2 separate regions of the Mus musculus genome follow, and region 2 is linked to region 1. A link is a contact called in ENCODE Hi-C or POLR2A ChIA-PET data. All regions are on one chromosome and are shown on one strand. Each heading gives the region's core, a stretch centred on a gene start or an enhancer-like site at or near the end of the contact. The rest is flanking DNA. Distances are from core to core; before and after follow the strand shown.

Evidence for each region. A loop is a pair of places that touch in the nucleus more often than their neighbours do. ChIA-PET counts read pairs that join two places held with the same protein, here RNA polymerase II (POLR2A).
Region 2: a map of T-helper 2 cell shows a loop between it and region 1 (2.4-fold over the local background). The contact joins the promoter of 1110002J07Rik here to the enhancer-like site in region 1. A Hi-C loop is called at or near these places in 15 of 37 maps with a recorded cell type or tissue (Patski, T-helper 2 cell, adrenal gland and 4 more). POLR2A ChIA-PET finds 5 or more read pairs at or near these places in 2 of 5 experiments (Patski and embryonic stem cell).

What each region holds. Positions count from the first base shown.
Region 1 is chr10:66,862,928-66,866,559 of GRCm38, reverse strand. No RefSeq gene overlaps it. Among named protein-coding and RNA genes, the nearest start is that of Gm31416, 30 kb to the right of the region's middle. Within about 2 kb of position 2,004, at least 1 of the 3 ENCODE cell types and tissues checked has a DNase peak (open chromatin) inside an H3K27ac peak, as active enhancers do; it is heart, where a contact is called at or near this core.
Region 2 is chr10:66,917,899-66,921,843 of GRCm38, reverse strand. 1110002J07Rik (RIKEN cDNA 1110002J07 gene) reads left to right here and starts at 1,460. Exons shown (of 5, transcript NR_138561.1): 1 at 1,460-1,674; 2 at 3,455-3,465.

The DNA.
Region 1 (3,632 bases), core at 755-3,254:
ACATGATCCCTCACCCTCACTACATATAACGACATGTTTAATTCAGGCACTATTTGTTTTTACAGATTTATCACTTTTTTTTAAAAGATTTATTTATTTTATTTATATCCATACATTGTAGCTTTCTTCAGACACACCAAAAGAGGGCATTGGATCTCATTACAGATGGTTGTGAGCTACCATGTGGTTGCTGGGAATTGAACTCAGGACCTCTGGAAGAGCAGTCAATCTTCTTAACCACCGAGCCATCTCTCCAGTCCAGATTTATTACTTTTGTTTTGATGATGATGATGATGGTGATGATGGTGGTGGTGGTGGTGGTAGTGTGTGTGTGTGTGTGTGTGTAGCAGCTGGGGTGGGGTGGGGAGTTGCACACATAAGTCAGGTACCTGTGGAGGCTCAAGTGGACATTAGATCCTCCGAACCAGAGTTACAGGGATCTGTGAGCTGCCTTATGTGGTGCTGGGACATAGACTCCAGTCTTCTGCAAGAGCAGTGCCTGCTTTTAACTGCTGAGACATCTGTCTTTACAGTTACGTTTCTTAGAAGAGACTAATGGGAGGGGGAGGGGATATGGCCTATGCTGTTCCTCGTGCATACTTGTTTGAAAAATGTCCTTCTATAACACAGTGCAATGCATTTGTGGCTATCTGAGGTTTGCTGTGGGGCCATCCCAGACTATTTGTAAGTTCTAGGCCAATGAGAAGTCTTGTCTCAAAGGGAAAAGAAAAACCCCAAGAAATTGTGAATGATACCCAAGGTCTTCTGGCTTTCACATGCACTCACAGTCACACACATACCCCCCTCCACGAACACATGCATGCACACATACACATGCACACACAGATTTGCAAGTTAAAAAAAAAATCTGAATTCTACCACCTCATAGGTCCCCAAGAAAAGACAGCGATAGTAGTGTTCACGACAGATTACTTTCTTGTCCAGTGAAGCATGGCACCTGATGAGTATGAGACCGAAGGACTGTTGAACCTCCTAGATTAGCCTGCAATTGTGAAGGATAGGACTCTAGGGGTGCACTGCAGAAGCCTCCCCTCCCCACTGAGGGATGTTCCAGGAGCCATTCCATGTACTGACAGAATAGCCACAACAAACCCCTTTCCCCTTACTTTGAACTTTGATCTCCAAAAGCCACGTGAATGTGAAGGCTGATTTATGTCAGTGGGTCTTGTGTCGCAGAAGGCGGGTCCAGCCTGGTCCCTGGCACACCACGAAGATTTCCTCCAGCTGTCAATGTGAGAGATGCCTGGGTTAGCTTTTTCTTTTTTCAGAGGACCATCTCCACTCTCACTGAACTGTAGGGGGTGGAGCCAAGAGCGCTCTCACCAGCCCAGTGGGTTGTGATGTGATAGGCATCCTTCCTACATGTTCGCGCAGAGACGTGATTTTACGGAGCTTCCGAGCACACTGAATCCAGTCATGGCATTTCAAGCAGTGTTAAAAAGGAAGAGGTTAGAAGACTTAAATGTGAGGCCAGGCCTCCCAGTTCTGTAGACATCCTTCTATCACAGATTTTACTGTTGTAGCAATATAATCTAACTCTGTTCTCTCTGGCTTAAGAAGGGCAGCCCAGTGCTGGCCAAAGTGATGGGGGAAAATAAGAATTTATAAACCGTTTGTCTCCGTAGTTTCAGCCTCCTGAAATCTGCTGTCCTTCAAAGTACAACCCGATTCAGGCTGAGACCATGAATCCAGCGTGGCTCTGTGTCACACAGTCTACCTTCCCCCCTACAACCCCATTCAAGGTCAGTTATTCATTCCTCCCCAGCAAACAAACAAAAACATTCAAAACCACAGACAGGGAGTAGTGTGATTCAAAAGCCTTGACTGAAGCAGGAAGCCTGTGGCCATCTGTAGAGCAGCCACTTCCTGAAGAGACACACAGCCATGACCCTGTTCCTTGGAAGAGTGGGTGCTGCCTGGGCTTGATAGGAACAATGAGTCAGGCAGGAAGTGGCTGAGGCACGAGGTTTTCTTTGTTGAGAAGGCAAACATGCAAATAAACTGGGAGAAACAGTGTCAGCTCTTTCCAGGGCGCTCAGGGAGGGAAGTTAGAGTTTCACGCACCCTGTACAAAAGTTGCAGTTGCAATCCGATGCCTTTTCCCTTGACAGTGGTGCTACACTGCGGTGTGGTGGTTAATGGTGATTGACAGGATCTAGAATCACGTAGGTGACACACTTTCCTGACCTTTCTACGAGGGAATTTCCAGATCAGACTAATTGAGGTAGTAGCACTACCTAAACTGTAGGTGGCGCCATTCCCTGGCGTCCTAGACCGACTCAAAAAGTGAGTGAGCTCAACACTAGCGTTCATGCATCTCTTCTTCCCGTGTGTATACAATGTATCCAGCCGCCTCAAGCTCCAACCCCATGCCTTGCCTGCTAAGCCGAATAAACTCCCCCTCTGTTGAGATGTTTCTTGGCAAGTATTTGACGAAAAAAGAAAAGCAAAATTGATACAGCTGGAAATGAACCCTAGGCTTTCCTCTATCAAATGCTGGGCGAGTGAACTTGGTATGTGATTAAAAGACTGAGCTGGGGCCTTCATCTGTGAAACTGGCATAGCAAGGCTTTTCTTAGGGGGAGGGGGACTATGCTTTTGTGAGAGATAAATAGGACAAAGAGTGATACTCTGATACAAAGTAAGGAGACAAAATAATCATATTTTTAAGTATTTCACACATAGAGAAGGCCCAGAGAGAATGATACAGTATAGTCACACCCCAGCTTAACTAAGAGACACGACTTCCTCTCTATGTTCTCTCTACTTTTTTCCTTCTTGTAGGTAAACACAGTCCAATATTGACACATGGATTCCCATGGATAGCTTCCCGATTTATATTAAAAGCCATATTCAGCATATTGTTTGGATGTTTCCAAACGTGACAATATGCTCTCTATATTATTACATAGCTGCATTTTGTGATTCAGGATTCTGTCTGTGATGCCAGCCCATGGAGAGACTGAGGCAGGAGGATCAAGAGTTCCAGGTCAGACTGGGCTAATTAAAATCCTATTGGGGGTGGGGGGGAACCCAAGCCAAACCAAATAGAACCAAACCAAAATTCCCTGTTTGAGGATTATTCTTTCTGATCTCTGCAGCTTTGATTCATTTTTACCACGTTTTACCTTTAAGAAGTTTATTTATTTTACGTATATGGTATGAATATTTTCTCCACATGCATGCTGTACTTGTGGAGGCCAGAAGAGTGAGACAGATTCTTTGAAACTGGAGTTACAGCTGGTTTTGGATCACTTAGGTAGGTGCTGGCCATTGAACCTGGGTCCCCTGCAAAAGCAACAAATGCCCTTAGCCACTGAGCCATCTTTCCAGCCTTCATTTGAATTCATGGCATATTTGCTTACTGTCGATGGTGAATATATAGGTAGTTTCATTTTTTTCCCCAAGAGAAATGACATAGTTACGGAAGTTTTTGTGTGCCTTGGTGACCTCAATTTGTAAAACAAAATAAAAATGCTTGCAATTTACACCTCTATCCCTTACCACTACAATTGCAAGAACATTTTCAAGTTTATAAAATGCTTTTAAGTTTATTAATGCTACCACCACAGAGGGTTTTCTACCCTCAACCCTCCATCAATTATAACTCT
Region 2 (3,945 bases), core at 211-2,710, 56 kb before region 1:
CCTCCATTTTCATCAGACCAGCGACTGGAGCCATCTACCTTGACCTCTCCAAGGGGTTCCAGAACAACTGTGTAATTCCCAGAAAGATAAGAGGAGGCAGGTCACTCGGTGGTTCTGAAGTCTCCCCTGTAATCCCAGGGCACACCTCAAGGCAGGAGGATGCCAAAGTACGCGGGGCAAGTTGGGTGTGAGCGGAGACGGGGGCCTTAATGGAGGGCCTGGCACTGTGACAGTGTGCAGGCCCAGTCTGGCCTGTGCGGCAGCTGCACAAGTTTTCCGGGACCGCAGCCAGCTGGTGGCTCATGGCAATGGTTTCTGGGTCCTGGCTCTGTCCCAAAACAGGCTGGAGCTCCTTAGTGTGATCCGGCCATGGCTTTGTTCTGACTCCAAGATGAAGTTTGGCTCCTGAACCAGAAAGGGGAAGGCAGGTCCATGCCCCCTTAACCCACGCTCTCCTTCCAACCAATCTGATACAGGGGACCGAGGGCGGGAGCAGAGTTAAAAGTCTAATGCTATGCAGGGTGGTTCCGCCCCCTTTGGGTCTCCTCAGCGCACCTCGACGCTAACCTTTGAACACTGAGCGCCAGCTGAGACTGAGGTCACTAAGTGCTTCAGTCTAAGGCAGAAGTCTAGAAGGTCCAGGAACACTTGGAGGTGACCCCAAACTGAGTTGCAACAATGCACGCCTTGGTTTTGCAAGACATATGATCTCCCAAATCAGGGTCTCTGAAACAGGCTACCCGGAAATCCACAGAGCTCTCAAAACAAGGTGACTCCTAATCTCCATCTCACGTTCGGTGACCATTTCCAACGGTGATGTTCCTTGACACGAAGGCTTCACTTTAAGGCATCTTTAGGACGTTTTGGTATCTGTATTGATTAGATTAGGCCATCTAAGGCAAGGCAGAAGGAGCTTGTAGACAAAGCTCCTAGACGAGACTCCAGCCTCCCGCGGCAGCTTGCTGTCCCAGCCCCTCCCATCTGGGGCTCTGAAATCGGCTTGTAAAATATAGGCTTTATTTGTAGGCTTCTCCCTCTAGTTTCAGGCTAATTCTCCTAGATTGAGAGTAACACAATAAAAGCAAGAAATTTTGTTTTGCTTGTTTGTTTGGAGTGCTTTCCTCCCCCCCCCCCCAACTCTTTTTTTGGAAACTGCAACCTCGGATCCCCACAGAGGCTGGGGGGGGGGGGGGGAGGAGTTAAGAACATCAATCAGTTTCGCAGCTGGAGGCTGAGGCTTTCCTCAGGGAAGACTTTTTACATAAAACAGATTGTACTTTGTCCTTGCCAGGGCAGACAAAGGTTTAAATTAAATATGCAGCAAGCTCCAGTTGGCTGCCTGCCACCACCCCGAGGTAGGGGGAAGGGAGACCGTGTCCCCCGCTCGCCTGACTCACTCAGTGTTTTTTTTTTTTTTTTTTTTTTCCCCTTCCCATTTCTGTTACTTCAGTGGAAGGCGCCTGCAGTCTTGGGTTGGGTTTTTCTGTAAATGCACTCTGTGAGAGATACGCAGCCTTCTGGGACCTTGGCTTCCTCTTCCATGCAAAGAGGGAGGTGACCTTTGAAGGTCTCTTCCGTATTTAACCTTTTCCGTTTTCTCTGATCTCGGTGGCAGGGATTTTCAGCAAATGCCCTAACCCTCTCTGTAGGGGGCTCACGTTCACCATTTCCAGGGTGAGTTCATCTCTGTGTAACTCGTCCTTACCTGGAGTGACTGGGTGTGTGATCTATTCTCACCATTCCTGGGGTGATCTCATCGATGTGTGATGCATCTTCACCATTCCTGGAGTAACCTCATCCATGTGAGATACATCCTTATCATTTCTGGGGTAACCTCATCTATATGTGATCTACCCTCCATTCCTGGGGTGACCTCATCTGTGTGGCACACAATGTGATTATAAAAAGACAAAGAGGTATAAGAACATGTTCTATGGGGGTGTGGTGAGGGGGGGGTGCCTCAGTGGGCCCATGCCAATGCATCCTTTCTCCCTGAAGGACCAGCCACATTCTATACTATTATATTGTATAGAATAGAATTTATTCAGGGCATGGGGAGAGGAGTTAAGTGGATAGTAGAGGCAGAGAAAGGCAGAGAGAGAGAGAGAGAGAGAGCAGAGAAGTAGAGGCCGGCCATGACCACAGGGAGAGAGGGAGAAGGGAAGGGGGAAGGGAAGAGCCCAAGAGGGCACGAGAGAAGCAAGCCGGGAAGGAGTAAGAGAGGGAGGAGGGGGCAAGCAGCCCCTTTTGTAGTGGGCCAGGCCTACCTGGCTGTTGCCAGGTAATTGTAAGATGGAATTTAGACAGAGTGCTAACCGTACACATCTTCACCATTCTGGGGATGATTTATGGATGGAAAAAAAGAGAAAGAAATGGGAGGAGCTCAGGATGTTCTTAGGTATGGTGGAGGAGAAGGTTTGTGACAGACATAAGAGAGAATACAGAATATGGACAAAAAGAGGCATCTGGGAGAGTGCAGAGTGAACATTGCCAGACTGAGCTGGACTATGTGGAGAGAGAGAGGCAGGGAAAGCAAGAAAGGAGACACTAACAAAGAGGGGTAGCCTGGGCTAAGAGATAATGTAACCGAAATGGCTGAATTGTATAGGAGCCAGAGAGGCTGGGGGAAGGGAAAACCCAGTCCAGCCTCGTGGCTGGAGAAGTTTAGGGTATGGGGTGGAGTATGCCAGCCAGGAGGACCCTGGAATGGGTAGAGACTCAGGGATGGTGGGAAAACTTGGTGGCCAGGGTCAGCTTTGATATGGTAATAGTAACCTCTGTTAGCTGTTTGTCTTGGGTTTGAGACCTAACAGTTTGATTTATATGTGATCCATCCTCACCATTCCAGGCATGACTTCCTCACCTCATCTATGTGTGATCCATCCTTGACATTCCTGGGGTGACTGGGTGTGTGAAGGTCTAACTCCACCTCCACCCCACCCCCACTCCAGACCTCTTGGACCAGCCAGCCATATTATCAGGGGACGTAATTAATGACATTTGACCTTGCATCCCAGTTGGAAAGCATTCATGCCTTACCTTCATCCTTCATCAAACAGCTCAAGCCAGTTGCTACTAGAGTTGAGGGTCCCTAGGGTGGAGTAGACATCGTTCTCTTTTTATGCTTTTAAATATTGGTAAGTGCCCTGAACTAGTCTTAGGTCAACTTGACACAAGCTAGAGTCATCTGAAAGGAGGGAATTTCTATTGAGGAAATGCCTCCATGAGATCCAGCTATAGGGGATTTCCTTAGTTAGTGATCAGTGGGGGAGGGCCCAGCCCACTGTGTTCTAACCCTGGGCTGATGGTCCTGAGTTCTATAAGAAAGCAAGGTGAGCAAGCCATGATGAGCAAGCCAGCAAGCAGCACCCCTCCATGGCCTCTGCATCAGCTCCTGCCTCTGGGTTCCTGCCCTGTTTGAGTTCCTGTCCTGACTTTCTTCGATGATGAACAGTGATGTGGAAGGTAAGACAAATAAATCCTTTCTTCCTAACTTGTTTTTTGGTCTTGGTGTTTCATTGCAAAAATAGAAACCCTAACTATAGGGCTGGAGAGATGGCTCAGCAGTTAAGAACACAGGCCACTTTCCCAAAGGTCCTGAGGTCAATTCTCAGCAATCACAGTCATCTGTAATGGGACCTGACGCCCTCTTCAGTCAGGCAGGTATACATGCAGAAAGAGCACTCATATACATAAAACTAAACAAATCTAAAAAACAAAAACCTAAACAACCCTAACTATAATGACAATAGTAGTAATAACAATAATAAAAACAAACCTTGGGGCCTAACCAAGCAGTTGATGGGATCTGAGGACGGAACTCAACTTGCAAGTTGGTTGCTGGGGGCTGGGAGAGTGTATGCAACCCTGGGATTCATCCCCAATACTGCATTTAACCTGAGTGCACAGCCTGGGTGTGGAGGAGCAGAAGTTCAAGGTTGTTTG